Regions from separate parts of the Homo sapiens genome. Here region 1 is linked to region 2. A link is a loop called in an ENCODE intact Hi-C map of the cell type or tissue named here. Cell type or tissue: PC-9. All regions are shown on one strand.

Evidence for each region. A loop is a pair of places that touch in the nucleus more often than their neighbours do. Peaks named below come from ENCODE experiments on the same cell type or tissue, not always from the same donor. Only the 100,000 strongest peaks of a DNase experiment are listed, where the experiment ranks them.
Region 1: it touches region 2 in a loop (6-fold over the local background); 9 of 110 quality-filtered maps call a loop at or near these places.

The regions. Positions count from the first base shown.
Region 1 is chr22:46,770,556-46,778,555 of GRCh38, forward strand. The region is part of intron 1 of TBC1D22A (TBC1 domain family member 22A); the gene reads left to right. Among named protein-coding and RNA genes, the nearest start is that of TBC1D22A, 12 kb to the left of the region's middle. RefSeq lists enhancers at 1-229, 2,569-3,083, 3,084-3,599, 3,662-3,741, 3,782-3,851 and 1 more and a silencer at 3,212-3,391. In PC-9, CTCF peaks have their summits at 3,678 and 3,926; a DNase peak (open chromatin) is centred at 3,516; H3K4me3 peaks cover 407 bases; H3K27ac peaks cover 2,172 bases.
Region 2 is chr22:46,559,794-46,567,793 of GRCh38, forward strand. No RefSeq gene overlaps it. Among named protein-coding and RNA genes, the nearest start is that of LINC02925, 22 kb to the left of the region's middle. RefSeq lists enhancers at 1,789-2,540, 3,979-4,273, 4,263-4,432. In PC-9, CTCF peaks have their summits at 3,753 (motif pointing right) and 3,955; DNase peaks (open chromatin) are centred at 1,918, 3,718 and 4,108; H3K4me3 peaks cover 1,949 bases; H3K27ac peaks cover 650 bases.

The DNA of each region.
Region 1 (8,000 bases), 210 kb after region 2:
ACTTGGATGTGGGCAGGAGTACCTTGGTCAGCGGCCTTGGGGGTGGTCACTGGGTAACCTCCACAAAGTGTGTTTAAACCCAGGGGACTGAAGTCAGCTCGGAGGGTTCTTCCTATGTCCTATGTCCTGCTCAGGCCTAGGAACCAAATAGAGCCCTGCCTCTTTCCTCAGAATGTTGGCTGCTGCTTCTGGCCGCCTTGCTTTCTTGTGTTTTTTATAAATCTGTATTGCCTTTTGCTTATGTTTTGAAGAGATTGTTTATTGGGTAAGAACCCTCAGTCCTGTTTTCCATGCAGAGGGAAGCCCCGGAGTCTTGTTCCGGCAGTGATTGTGTGTTCCCCGCCAGTTGGGTTTCTCTTCTTGTTTGTGAGTGGAGATGACCTTCCTGTGACGGGGGCCGCGGAAGAGCTGGTGGGTGAGATTTTGCTGTAGGTGCAGTTCCTTTTCTTGTTCCTTTCAGCGGTTACTTTCCATGTTATTAAATGTCTTACTTTGTCCAGAAACACTTTGAAAAATAAATTGAATGTGAATCATATTTCCTTTCTCTTACATATTCGTCTGATAGAGTAAATCTGGACTCTGGGTTAATTTTAAATGAAGACAAAAATGATTGATCCCTGACAATTTTGGATTATTTATTTATTTGTTTCTTAAGTAACAAGAGCAGGAGGAAGTACCCCATCGCCTCCAAGTGTTTTTGAGGAACCATGGGATTCCTCATGGAATTGAGGAGAACAAGTCTTCGGAGACCACTTGTCTGTTTTTCTTTCTGTTTTTCTTTTTAATTTTTTATTTCTATAGATTACTGGGGAACAGGTGGTGTTTGGTTACATGAGTAAGTTCTTTAGTGGTGATTTGTGAGATTTGGGTGCACCTGAGCAGTATACACTGAACAGTGTATACTGAACAGTGCACCCGAGCAGTATACACTGAACCCAGTCTTTTATCCCTCACCCGCTTCCCATCCTTTTCCTCTGAGTCCCTGAAGTCTATTGTGTCATTCTTATGACTTTGCATCCTCATGGCTTAGGTCCTACTTACTATTTTTTTTTTTTTTGAGATGGAGTCTTGCTCTGTTGCCCAGGCTGGAGTGGAGTGGCGCGATCTCAGCTCATTGCAACCTCTGCCTCCCGGGTTCAGGTGATTCTCCTGTCTCAGCCTCCCGAGTGGCTGGGATTATAGGCACATGCCACCATGCCCGCCTAATTTTTGTATTTTTAGTAGAGATGGGGTTTCACCATGTTGGCCAGGCTGGTCTTGAACTCCTGACCTCAAGTGATCCACCCGCCTCGGCCTCCCAGAGTGCTGAGATTACAGGCGTGAACCACCATGCCTAGCCGTTAGCTCCCACTTATGAGTGAGAACAGGTGATGTTTGGTTTTCCATTCCTGAGTTACTTTACCCAGAATTGTTGTCTCCAATCTCATCGAGGTCTCTGCGAATGCCAGTAATTCATTCCTTTTTATGGCTAAGTAGTATTCCATCGTATATATACATATACATATATATGTATACACACATATACATATATATGTATACACACATATACATATATATGTATACACACATATACATATATATGTATACACACATATACATATATATGTATACACACATATACATATATATGTATACACACATATACATATATATGTATACACACATATACATATATATGTATACACACATATACATATATATGTATACACACATATACATATATATGTATACACACATATACATATATATGTATACACACATATACATATATATGTATACACACATATACATATATATGTATACACACATATACATATATATGTATACACACATATACATATATATGTATACACACATATACATATATATGTATACACACATATACATATATATGTATACACACATATACATATATAGTATACACACATATACATATATATGTATACACACATATACATATATATGTATACACACATATACATATATATGTATACACACATATACATATATATGTATACACACATATACATATATATGTATACACACATATACATATATACATATATACACAAACACACATGCACCGCACTTTTTTTTTTTTTTTTTTTTGAGATGGGAGTCTCACTCTATCACCAGGCTGGAGTGCAGTGGTGTGATCTTGGCTCACTGCAACCTCTGTCTCCTGGGTTCAAGCTATTCTCCTGCTTCAGCCTCCTGAGTAGCTGGGATTACAGGTGCTCACCACCATGCCCAGCTAATTTTTGTATTTTTACCATGTTGGCCAGGATGATCTCCATCTCCTGACCTCCTGATCCTCCTGCCTTGGCCTCCCAAAGTGCAGGGATTGCAGGCATGAGCCACTGCATGTGGCCACACCACACTTCCTTTATCCACTTGTTGATGGATGGGCATTTGTGTTGAAAAGAAGTCATCTCTGTTTTTCTTTCCCTGAACGGCCACAGTGTAGCACGGCCTGCCTGTGGCTAGGACAAGGGCAGTGCTCACTTGCAGGGGCCTGTCCTGGCTCTGTGGCCTGAGAGTGACACCTGCCCCTCCTTTCCTTCTCTGGCAGGCTCAGCATCTCTGCCCCTCCTCAGCTCAGCCCTTCACCCCCTGAACACAGGCCGTGGAGATCTGCATCGTGCAGTGCTTCTAGGTGCAGTGGGGAGCCCAGGAACAGGAGCCCGTGTCCTGTCACAGGGTGGGGAATGTCACCGTGCTTGGCCCTGGGAGCACAAGATGACCCACCTGCGTAGTTCTTTTTCCTGAGGAGTCGGGGAGCGTGTCTGTGTGCGGAGCAGGCTCAGAGCAGGTGTTCCCTGCAGCGCTCAGAACTGAGGTGGCTGGGGCCTTGGTGTCACACCTCACGCTAGGGATTGTCTGTGGAGTGCTTCCCTTGGGCTAGGCACTTATTTTTATTTTTTTTGGAGATGGAGTCTTGCCCTGTTACCCAGGCTGGAATACAATGGTGCCATCTCAGCTCACTGTAACCTCTGCCTCCCGGGTTCAAGCAGTTCTCCTGCCTCAGCCTCCCCAGTAGCTGGGGCTACAGGCTCATGCCGCCACACCCAGCTCATTTTTTTGTGTGTGTGTTTTAGTAGAGATGGGGTTTCACCGTGTTGGCCAGGCTGGTCCCGAACTCCTGACCTCAGGTGATCCGCCCACCTTGGCCTCCCAAAGTGCTGGGATTACAGGTGTGAGCCACTGCACCCGGCGGGCTAGACACTGTACATGCAACCACACGTGTAGTCCTCATAGCAGCTGGGGGTGGTACCGTGTGGTCCCTATTTTACAAATGAGGAAACTCAGAAGCTGAGCTACGTGCTCAAAGCCACACAGCTCATAAGTGGCAAAGCTGGGGTTTGAACCTTAGAAGTCTGTGCCCTTACCCATCACAGCCTCATCCTTATCTCCTCCATTCCCTAGGGGACTTAACAGGTGTTGAAATTATTACAGAGAAAGCTGACTCACTCACCAGGAATCTGATCCTGCTGTGGGCTGGCTTGGGTGGAGGTGTTCCTCCCGCCCCCGCACCCATCCTCCTGTTTGAACTCAGGCTGCTGCCTGCTGGGCCTGCCTGCCCTTGGAGCCCTGCTGAGCTCAGCCTGAGGCCTGGCTCCTCCAGGCTGGGGGAAAACCAGGCTTGCTGTGCTCGGCAGCAGAGATTCTTCTGGAGTGAGGTGAGCAGCTTGTTCTAGGTCCCCCCTGGTGTTCTCTTTGCAGACAAGAGGCAGAGGTATCAGGAGGCCCAGAGGGAACAGGGCTGCCTGGGCTCTTCCCATTTCTGGGCCCCGTGCTGTGGGGAACTTTCATTTTGAGTATCCCCAGACTTTTTGTTCCCCCTTTCTGAAATGTTTCCTCTTTTCTGGTGATAAACATGGAAATTCCACCCCGAGTGCTGCGGTTCATGAAGGGGCACGTAGGCCCTTTGAGTCCAGTTGCTTAGAATACCTGTGGGTTTCCTTATTAAGTAGGAAGTAGAGGCTGAGAACGTCTGTGTTGTTACTGATGGCAGCCCCCCGGGGCAGGGCCAGGCATTGCTGGGCGCCCTCTCCTCCCTGAGTCTGCCTTCCGTAAACGGCCTGCAGTGGGGAAGGTGGGCCTCTGCTCAAGGCCCCGAGCTCCTAGGGGAACGGGTTCACCTTCAGGCCCATCCAAGGCAGAGCCCTTTCCGGCTTCGGGGCCCCTGATATTTCTGGGCCCCCGACTGCATCCGCTCTGTTCCCACGGGTCCCTCCTGGGTGTTCTTGCTCATGCTTGGGTTCATTTGAGCGCTGCCTCGCCCTCCGCCATCCTCTTCCTTCTCATGTGCGCTGTGTGCACCGGAGCCCGGCCGATGCTGATAGAATTTTTAAGTGTGCCGTGCAGCTTTCTGCACCTGGGCCTCTACTCCTTGCTGTGCTGGTTTGAAATGGGCCTTCTTTTATCAAACATTTTTACTAAACTAAAAAATAAAATAGGCTTGCTGGCTCTAAGGCTTTCACCTAGATGAGGCGAGTGATGTTTATTGCAGTCGTCTGGATGAGCTCCTGATCCTTGGCTGAAAGCCATCAGTGGCTCGGGATGTGTGGAGAGGACAGGGCAGAGGACCCGGTCTTGGAAAGGGGGTGGGTCCCTTGGTGTCACTGTGGCTCTCTTAGGGGTGGCAGCTCCTCCGCGAGGGCTTGGTGCACCCGCTGCCCTTGTTTTCACGTGAATGTGTTTGGGGCGGGAGGCTAGCGAGTTGCCTGGGACTCCCTACATTATGCTGTTGGGGTCGGGAGTCAAGAGGAGATCTGGCCTTGCTTCTTTCCGAATACGGAAGGGATCTGGGAGGAAGAAAGGTTCAGAGACAACCACAGTTTTATAGAATCTATGACTATTTTCCTGCTCACGTCTGGGGCCTTGGGAGTTGCTTTCTCGGGGTGGAGGAAGAGCACAGAGCGCCACCTCTTCTGTTTTGAGACTGGGTCTGGCTGCTGCCAAGTTCTCAGGTTTATTGATGGTGCAGTAGGTGATTCCTGTGCGGCCACAGCTGCCTCCTGGAAGGGCTGGTAGAGGGTTGTTGGCTGTGGGCCGCATTTTGTTTTCTCTTAGAATTAATCTCTATAGTGAGTTAGTTTTGTGTTCCAAAACCAGTCACTAGAGCCACTGTAACAGCTTGTGCATCAGCCAGATGTGCCTGCCTCAGCCGTCATGCTTTTAAATAGCTGAGAGAAAAGGCCACCTTTACAGCAGCTCACTAGCTTTTAAGAGGGTGTCACCTAGCTGGGTTTTGTCGTGAGAGAATGTGCTGTGTTCTTGGAAGTTAATTCCTTCAAAGATACGGTGTACCTTTAAAATGCTTAATCATTCACACACGTGCACAGTGAGGAAGAGAATTAAATGGAACAAGCAGTTATGGGATGCGCTCTGTTTGCACATGAGGCCCTGGGGCGTGTGCAAAGGTGAGCCTGGTGTTACTCCTGCTACCGAGGGACTTCGTTTGCTGAGGGAGACAGACCAGCCAGGAGCTTCTGCCGCAAGGATGCTGGTGCCAAGCGGGCCACGGAGGGGCCAGGAAGCCCTGTGGCAGTATAGGCAAGGAAAGGGGAGTTTTCACTGAGGACATGAGATGACATTAAAGTGGACTTTGAAGGTTACCTGGGGTGTGGGGCGTGTTCTGTAGTCAGGGGCTGGGACAAGGCCTTCTTGGCACAGGGTGGCTTGAACACAGCCTGAGTGAGGAGGAGTACAGGGTGTGTTTGGGAGCCTGGCGGGTCGCTGGCTACCTGAGAACAGAGGTGTGCGTGGAAGTAGTGGGCACAGCTGTGGCTGTATGGTGGGATGGTGTGCGTGGAAGCAGTGGGCATAGTTGTGGCTGTGTGGTGGGGTGGTATGGATGGAAGGAGTGGGCACAGCTGCGGCTGCGTGGTGGGATGGGAGGTGAGGGTCAGTGTTCAGGATGGTGGCTGCAGGAGTTTTGGCTTGAGGCTCTTTTGTGTTTGGAGTAGGGAAGGTTTCTGAGCAGGAGTGACCTGATCAGACCTCCTGCTACTGTTTATTGACCTCTTGCTGTGTGCCAGAGACAGAGGCTCAGGTCAAGGAACTGGCCTGAGATTGCATGGGTAGGACGAGGCCAGCCAGGATGTCGGGTGAGAACCATGGCCGTGGGGAGGAGAGAGAGAGGAAGGGGACTGTCAGGAAGTGCTTGCAATTCAGTTAGTTCAGTAGATATTCAAAACGGACCCTGTGCCACACTTTGCAAAAGGTGGGAAAAAAGAGCCCTCCCGAGAGGGGATGTGTGAGCCGAGAGGGGCAGGAGGACACTGCACAGGCCTCATAGGACCTGAAGGCATACGAGTTCTTCCCCAAGGCCTGTAGGAAGACCTTGAAGGATGTTCAGCTGGGGAGTGACCCATCCTCTGATGGGCACAGGACGACAGAGCTGAGGCCAAACCCTGGGGCAGCCGGTGCAACTGTCATGTTCTTCTCAGGAGCAGGGGATGGGTCAGGGCCAGGGCTGATGGACAGGAGAAGAGAGATGTGTGGGAGGTTTCCAAGGTGACCTAGAGGATGTGGAGACGTGGGTGGGTGGTGTGCTTCAGGGAGGAGACGAGGCTGACCCTCCTGTTGGTGGATGGCAGTTCTGGAGGTGGTCACAGGAGATACATGGTCAGAATGAGAGAAAATGGAGCCCCGATTTAAGTTAGTGGGACAGAGGGTTTTCGATGCCAGGACATGGGCCAGTGAGAGCCAGGGGCCGCCAGAAGAGGGCTCGAGGGAGAGGTACGAGGCAGGGATGAGCACATTGTCTATTTTTGTGTGACTGGTAGAGAGTGATGTTGTCCAAGGGTGGGGACCGAAGAGTGGGTGTGAGGAGTGGCCGGTGGGGCACAGCTGATTTTTTGGGGGAACCCGTTGACGTGAGGTGGTGGATTCGTGGCTGAGAGTTGGCAGTGGTTTTGCTTGGAGGCACGTGTTTGAGAACCGTTTACTCGGGTGGAGGAGGTCAGGAGAGAGCATGATTTTTCATAAGAGAAGGAAGGAGGACTGAGGACTCGGCTTTGGGGAGCAGAGTTGGGAACACACAGAAGAGTCTGGGGCATGCAGAGAGGCTGGCAGGAGGCAGAGGAGGGAGCAAGAAGAAAGAGCTCAGTGTGATGAGTCCTGAGGGGAAGCTGGGCAGGGCCAGGATTGAGTGAGAAGCAGCAAGAAGGAGAGAGGGGAAATGGGCCTCGGTGATGGCTGGCTGCCAGGGTGGCGGAGCCGCTCCGAAAGTCATGCATCACTTAGCGACGGGGACGCCTTCTGAGACATGTGTCCTTAGGTGATTTGGTCCCTGTGTGAACATCACAGAGCACATTTATACAAACCCAGGTAGAGTTAGCGCAGTGTCGCCTGCTGCACACCTAGGCTGTACGGCACCGTCTGTTGCTCTGAGGCTATGTGCCTGTACAGCATGGTACTGTTCTGAATACTGCAGGCAGTTGTCACACAATGGTTGGTATTTTTGTATCTAAACATCTCTAAATATGGAGCAGGTATAGTACAAATACAGAATGAAAGATAAAATGGCATACTCGTGTAGGGCAGCTGGTGCGATTGGCGCTCACGGGACTGGACGGTGCCCTTGGTGGGTCGGTGAATGAAGGGTGAGTGAATGGGAAGGTCTGGGTCCTCACTGTGCATCGTGTAGATGTCATTAGCACTCTACATTTAGGCTCTACTAGATTCATAAACACACCTTCTTTCTTCAGTAGTAAATTAACCTTAGCTTGCTGTGACTTTTAAACTTCATAAACGTTTTGATTTTTAAAAAACTTTTTGACTCCTTTCTATTGACACATAGCTTAGAACACAAATACGTTGTACAGCTGCACCAAGATATTTTTCTTTATATCCTGACTCGGTAAGCTTTTTTCTCTTTTTAAAATTTTTTATTTTTTACTTTTTCAGCTTTTTGTTAAAAACTAAGACACAGACACACACATTAGCCTAGGCCGACACAGGGTCGGGACCGTCAGTGCCACTGGCTTCCA
Region 2 (8,000 bases):
ATGTGGAAGAATGGAGCTGGATCCCTCTTTCTCACCATATACAAAAATTAACTCACAATGGGTTAAATACTTAAACCTAAGTCCTGAAATCATAAAAATTCTAGAAGGAACCCTAGGAAAAACTCTTATGGACATTGGCCTAGGCTAAATATTTATAACGAAGGCTCCAAAGGCAAATGCAACAAAAACAAAAATAAACAGGACCTACTTAAACTAGAAAGCTTCTACACAGCAGAAGAAATAATCATGAAAGTAAACAGACAACTTAGAGAATGGGAGAAAATGTTTGCAAACTATGCATCTGACAAAGGACTAATACGCAGAATCTACAAGGGACTCAAATCAGCAAGAAAAAAAAATAATAATTCTGGCTGGGCGCAGTGGCTCATACCTGTAACCCCAGCACTTTGGGAGGGCAAGGCGTGCGGATGACTTGAGGTCAGGAGTTCGAGATCAGCCTGGCCAACATGGTGAAACCCTATCTCTACCAAAAATATAAAAAATTAGCTGGGTGTGGTGGCAGGGCCTGTAATCCCAGCTACTCAGTAGGCTGAGGCATGACACTCAACTTGAATCCAGGAGGCAGAGATTGCAGTGAGCCGAGATTGTACCACTGCACTCCAGCCTGGGTGACAGAGTGAGACTCTATCTAAAAAAATTAATAAAATAAAATAAAAATAATAAATACTTTATAAACATTAATTTACTGACTCTTCTTAATGACCTTGATGTTATATTCTGTTTGATCCCTATTAACAGACAAGGAAACTCGGGCACAGAGAGGCTAGGTTACTCATTCAGAGTCACACAGCCAGTGTGCAGCAGAGCCAGAAGTAAAGCCCAGGGAGTCCCACTCCAGTCTGTGCTCTTAACCCTGGGCCATGACATGTCATCACCCTAGGTGTGCAGTGAGGGGACTGGGGCCTAGGAAGGGGAAGGGACTCATACCTGAAGCCACACAACCAGGGTCCAGCCCTAGGCAGGCTCTTTCTCCACAGAGACAGAGCCGGTTTGGGCCCCTCCTCTCTTCTCTTGGTGACAGTTTTGCCCATGGGCATCCTGCGGGCAAAGGGGAGGCTGAGTTTCTGGTTTGTGGGTGTGTTTCAGGAAGTGCAGCTTGATGGGGTCAGTCTTTGTGTGCAGGGAGAGGAGCTGGGTGGAGGCTGGCTGGATGACTGGGCCTAGGCCTCCGGACAACGGAAAGGAGCAGAGAAGACGAGGGATGCGTCCCGGCACTGGTATTGTGGAGAGAGACCCCAACCCCCAGGAGGGTGAGGAAGGGGCTGTTGGTTCCCCCGCTGGTGAGCAAGGGCTGGCTGTGGGAGGGGCTCCAGGAGCGGAGGGGAACTGTTAAAGATTCAGACCCAGCTGGGCGCGGTGGCTCACGCTTGTAATCCCAGCATTTTGAGAGGCTGAGGTGGGCGAATCACCTGAGGTCAGGAGTTCAGACCAGCCTGCCCAATATGGAGAAACCCCGTCTCTGCTAAAAAATACAAAAATTAGCCAGGCGTGATGGTGCACACCTGCAATCCCAGCTACTAGAGAGGCTAAGGCAGGAGAATCGCTTGAACTCGGGAGGCGGAGGTTGCAGTGAGGTGAGATTGCACCACTGCACTCCAGCCTGGGCGACACAGCGAACTCTGTTTCAAAAAAAAAAAAAAAAAGATTCAGACCCAGCCTCCGCCCCCTGTGTCACACAAACTGTTCTCCTCCTAGGGCAGGCTTAGAGGGGCCCATGCCTGGGGCACCCAGGTTGGCAGGCAGCTTCGTGGATGCCTCTGGGGAGGCCTTCCTGACTGCAGGCCGGCTCTGGGGTGCTGCAGAAGAACTCACTTCCATCTCTTCTATGATGGTGGTGTAGGTAGCCATGTTTGACAACATGTGACGATGCCTGGTGGTCACGTGATTCCAAAGGCACCACACCATAGGTCAGCCCAGGACCAATAGCTGGTGGCAGGAAGCAAGGAGCTGAACAGGTGGATTCACCCCTGGGGACTTCAGCCTGGCCATCCCAGAAGAGGCAGCTGCTGACAGGGTCTCATGGAGGGCTGAGGATGCAGGGAGGTCTGGGGGTCTTGAGGGCCACATAGGGCCTTGGGAAGTCTTGGGAATTTAGGCGACCTAGGAGACCTTGTGGGGCTTTAGGAGGGCCTAAGGAACCTGGGGGGCCCTGGGGATCGTTGAGGGGCCTGGGAAGGCCTTGAGGGGTCTCTGGAGGATCTTTTGGGCCTTGGGGGCCTGAGGAGCCTTGGGGGACCTCCAGAGGCCTAAGGGACCTTGGGAAATCTTTGGGACCTTAGGGGGAGAGGGGATGTAGGAGACTTGAGAGGCCTGGGGCTTTGGGTGGACCTTGGAAAGCAAGGGAGGTTGGGAGGGCCATGGCGGGTGGAGCAGCCCCCCCAGAGGGCCTGGGTCATTCAGCAGCCACAGCCTGGACATTGTGCTCCGGCTCTGGGAGCCCTGGTCATTCCCTCTGTGTGATGGGGGGATCCCAGGCCTGCTCCAGCATCCCTGTGAGGGTGAAGTGATCCCAAGGGGACAGGCATTGCCCTCACCCTCAGGCCTGCATGCCCCACACTCCACTTCCACACAAACTCATCTGAAGGCACATGAGGCTGTGTGGTCTACCAAAGGCTTCATGGGGAGGTGGAGGAAGGAGCCCCATTGCGAGACATCCCCGTGTCCCCAGAGCTCCTCTCACACTGACAGCCACTCTCTTCACTGGTTCGTATAAAGTGCCCAGAACAGTGCCCGGCACACAGGAGGTGTGAGCCATCGTCACTGCTGTCACTGTCTTTCAGTTCTCTCTTTCCCAGACGGCCTCTCAGGATCCCTCTTTTTGCCTCCAGCGATCTGGTGCCCCTCGTGTCAGAACAGATGCATCCTGCGATGCTCCTCACGTGAAACAGGAAGAGCCTATACATGAAAATGTGCGTCTTCCCCCATGGTGTTTCGTTTTCTTGCGGGGGGACTGAGTCTCATTCTGTCGCCCAGGCTGGAGTGCAGTGGCACGATCTCGGCTCACTGCAACCTCCCACCCCCAGGTTCAAGTGGTTCTCCTACCTCAGCCTCCCGAGTAGCTGGGATTGCAGGTGCCTGCCACCATGCCCGGCTAATTTTTTGTATTTTTAGTAGAGATGGAGTTTCACCATGTTGGCCAGGCTGGTCTCGATCTCCTGACCTCAGGTGATCCGCCTTGGCCTCCCAAAGTGTTGGGATTACAGGTGTGAGCCAGCACACCTGGCCCTCTGTGGGGTTTAGAAGTAGCTCAGCACAGGCCAGGTGCAGTGGCTCATGCCTGTAATCCCAGCACTTTGGGAGGCCGAGGCGGGCAGATCATGAGGTCAGGAGTTCGAGACCAGCCTGGCCAACATGGTGAAACTCCGTCTCTACTAAAAATACAAAAAATTAGCCGGGCGTGGTGACGCGCACCTGTAGTCCCAGCTACTCGGGAGGCTGAGGCAGGAGAATGGCGTGAACCCGGGAGGCGGAGCTTGCAGTGATCCGAGATAGCGCCATTGCACTGCAGCCTGGGCGACAGAGCAAGACTCCGCCTCAGAAAAAAAAAAAAAAAAAGAAGTAGCTCAGCACAGCATGTGGCGGGTGCCACCCAAGAAGGTGGCACAGAGGACAAAAGTCCACAGAGGACAAATGCAGCCAGTGTGGAAATCAGGCCCCAACTTGCGGGGCCGAGGCCGTGAGCAGCCACAAGGTGGCCCCAGTGAGCTTAGGGACCAGCTAGTGCAGGGCAGGTGGGAGGTTCACGCACAGCTAAATTAGGCTAAGAGAGACGTGGCAGGGTCTCCCTGGGGCAGCAGGTGGGGGCTCAGCTCACCCTGGCTCCCGGCTGCACAGCTCAGAGTGGGCACCTCCTCGCCTGAGGAGAAGGAAGGGCCGCCTGTAGCCAGCAGGTGTGCCAGCATCCTCCTACCTGGGCTGGGGCCCGGAAGGCGAACACAGGGCAACCGAACCCATTGCAGAGCAGGGCCTGAGGGCTGGCTTGGGAGCAGGTGGTTGGAGTCTGGCTCTGAACAGGCCTTGATCCGTCCCTTGGGTCCCCCAGGCCCTTCCCAGCCTCCACCCCGTGCTGCAGGCCACACCTACAGCCTTCTGTGCCGAGGGCTGTGCCCCTGGAAGCCACGTGGGGCAGACTGGAGCTGCCTGGGTCCTGGAGCAGCATTTCTGGGGCTTCAGCCCAGGGGAGCTGACTGGATTTGCGGCTACACTCACACCACACTCCTCCTCCGGGCTGGGCCGGGTGAGAGGAGGGAGATGAAGGAGGGCGGGCCTGCCCTTGCTGGTCATCAGGGTCGCTCATCTCTGGGGATCTGGCTGGAGCTAGGAATTGAGGAAGGACAGGCTGGTGGCAGGGGCCGGGGCTGGGCTTCTGGCGGGCCAGGCCCCCCTCTAGGGAGGTCTGTGCTCACTGCATCCCTAGGGACACAAGCCCAGGGCCAGGGCCTCATGCTTTCTGGCCTGGCAGGCTGCCTGCCTCAGCCCCACCCCACCCAAGGCATCCAGGGACACTGGCCTGTGGCAGACACGCCCACAGCTTTGCTGTGTGTCCATCTTTGTTGCTTCTCCTTTTGGGGAGCTACCCCTACCCCTGCACTTTAACAGGTGAACCCAGTGTGAGCCACTGCCCCGCCCACCAGCCCCTGAATCAGGCCAAAGAAGTGAAAACCATCTGACCACAGAGGAGGAGCCTGGGGGCGCAGCAGGGCCCCAGCTGGCCGGAGGTCAGCCTCAGGGTGGGTGGCCTGGAGGCCAGCTGTCTGGAGGATCCTGAGCAGAGAGGGGGGCAGGCCCTTGGTGCCTTTCCTTCCAAGAGGGGAATCTAAAGGGAGAGAGTGACATCAATCCAAGGCCCACCGTGCAGATGCTGATTACAGAGGCCAGCGGAGGTGACACAGGTCCTGCCCAAGACAGTCCTGGAGATGGATGGTGGGGCTGGTACCTGTCTTAATTTGCTGCATTGCTAGAAAGAAATACCCGAGGATAGGTAATTTATAAAGAAAAGGTGGTAGCCAGGCACAGTGGCTCACACTTGTAATCCCAGCACTTTGGGAGACTGAGGCAGGCAGATCACCTGAGGTCAGGAGTTCGAGACCAGTCTGACCAACATGGAGAAACTGTCTCTACTAAACATACAAAATTAGCCAGGCATGGTGGCACATGCCTGTAATCCCAGCTACTTGGGAGGCTGAGGCAGGAGAATCATTTGAACCCGGAAGGCAGAGTTTGCGGTGAGCCGAAATCGCGCCATTGCACTCCAGCCTGGGCAACAGGAGCAAAACTCCGTCTGGAAAAGAAAAGAAAAGAAGAGAAAAGAAAAGGAAAGGAAAGGAAAGAAAAGAAAAGAAAAGATGGTTATTTGGCTCATAGTTCTTCAGGCTGGTACAAAGAAGCGTGGCACCAGCATCTGCTTCTGGTGAGGCCTCAGGAAGCTTCCACTCATAGCAGAAGGGGAAGGGTAGCAGGCATCCCATGGAGAGAGGAAGGAGGGAGGAGAGGGGGAAAGGAGGTTCCAGGCTCTCTTTAACAACCAACCCTCGCGGGAACTAATAAAGGCAGAACTCACTGTTAACGCAAGCACCAAGCCGTTCATGAGGGGTCCGCCCTCATGATACAAACACCTCCCGCCAGGCCCCACCTCCAACACTGAGGATCAAATTTTAACCCGAGATCTGGAAAGGACAACATCCAAACTATATCAGCATCCCAACAATGAGAATGTACTTCATGTTACCTCAAAATGGCTAAGACAGTAAATGTTTAAACATGGGTAAATCTAAGTAACTATTGGCTGCATAGAATAACATTAATTTTTCATTGTCTTTTATATAGATAAAAATTTTATTTATTTATTGAGACACAGTATCGCTCTATCACCCAGGCTAGAGTGCAGTGGCACGATCTCAGCTCACCGCAAACTCCACCTCCAGGGTTCAAGCGATTCTCCTGCCTCAGTCTCCCGAATAACCGGGACTACAGGCGTGTGCCATCACGCCAGGATAACTTCTGTATTTTTAGTAGAGACAGGGTTTTGCCATGTTGGGCCAAGCTGGTCTTGATCTCCTGACCTCAGGTGGTCTGCCCGCCTGGGCCTCCCTAAGTGTTGGGATTACAGGCGTGAGCCACCGTGCCCGGCTTATATAGGCCGGGCGCAGTATAGGCCTTGCCCATACCCATCAATAGCCACTACATTCGTGAATAGCCACTGCATTCCAGCCTGGACAACACAGCAAGACTATATCTATTTTTTGTTGTTTTTGTTAAAGTACATTAGTGGCCGGGTGCAGTGGCTGACGCCTGTAATCTCAGCACTTTGGGAGACCGAGGTGGGCAGATCATTCGAGGTCAGGAGTTCGAGACCAGCCTGGCCAACACGGTGAAACCCTGTCTCTACTAAAAATACAAAAATTAGCCCAGCGTGGTAGCTTGCATCTGTAATCCCAGCTACTCAGGAGGCTGAGGCAGGAGAATCGCTTGAACTCAGGAGGTGGAGGTTGCAGTGAGCCAAGATCACACCACTACACTCCAGCCTGGGTGACAGAGCCAGACTCTGTCTTAATAAATAAATAAATAAAGTACATTAGATGATGTCTTAGTCCCTTTTGTGCTGTTATCACAGAGTATCTGAGACTGGGTAATTTATAAACAATGGAAGCTTATTTGGCTCATAGCTCTGGAGGCTGGAAGTCCAAGAGCAAGGTGCCAGGATCTAGGGAGAGCCTTCTTCGTGCAACACCCCATGGAAGAAGGCAGAAGGGCAAGAGAGTGTGCACTGAACCCATTCTTTTATCAGGAACCCACTCCCAAGATAACTAACCCACTCCCAAGATAACTAACCCACTCTCATAACGAACCCACTCCCATGATAACTAACCCACTCCCAAGATAACTAACCCACTCCCAAGATAACTAACCCACTCTCATAGCTAACCCACTCCCAAGATAACTAACCCACTCCCAAGATAACTAACCCACTCCCATGATAACTAACCCACTCTCATAACTAACCCACTCTCATGATAACTAACCCACTCCCAAGATAACTAACCCACGCCCATAACGAACCCACTCCCATGATAACTAACCCACTCCCAAGATAACGAACCCACTCCCAAGATAACGAACCCACTCCCATGATAACTAACCCACTCCCAAGATAACTAATCCACTCCCATGATAACTAACCCACTCCCATGATAACGAACCCACTCCCATGACAACTAACCCACTCCCAAGATAACGAACCCACTCCCAAGATAACTAACCCACTCCCATGATAACTAACCCACTCCCAAGATAACTAACCCACTCCCAAGATAACGAACCCACTCCCATGATAACTAACCTACTCCCAAGATAACTAATCCACTCCCATGATAACTAACCCACTCCCATGATAACGAACCCACTCCCATGATAACTAACCCACTCCCAAGATAACTAACCCACTCCCAAGATAACTAACCCACTCCCATGATAACGAACCCACTCCCAAGATAACTAACCCACTCCCAAGATAACGAACCCACTCCCATGATAACTAACCCACTCCCAAGATAACTAATCCACTCCCATGATAACTAACCCACTTCCATGATAACTAACCCACTCCCAAGATAACGAACCCACTCCCAAGATTACTAACCCACTCCCATGATAACTAACCCACTCCCAAGATAACTAAACCACTCCCAAGATAACTAACCCACTCCCATGATTATAAACCCACTTCCATGATAATGAACCCACTCCCGTGATAACTAACCCACTCTCATGATAACTAACCCACTCTCATAACTATAATTAACCCACCCCCAAGATAACTAACCCACTCCCATGACAACTAACCCACTCTCATAACTATAACTAACCCACTCCCAAGATAACTAACCCACTCCCATGATAACTAACCCACTCCCAAGATAACTAACCCACTCCCAAGATAACTAACCCACTCCCCTAACCCACTCTCATAACTAACCCAC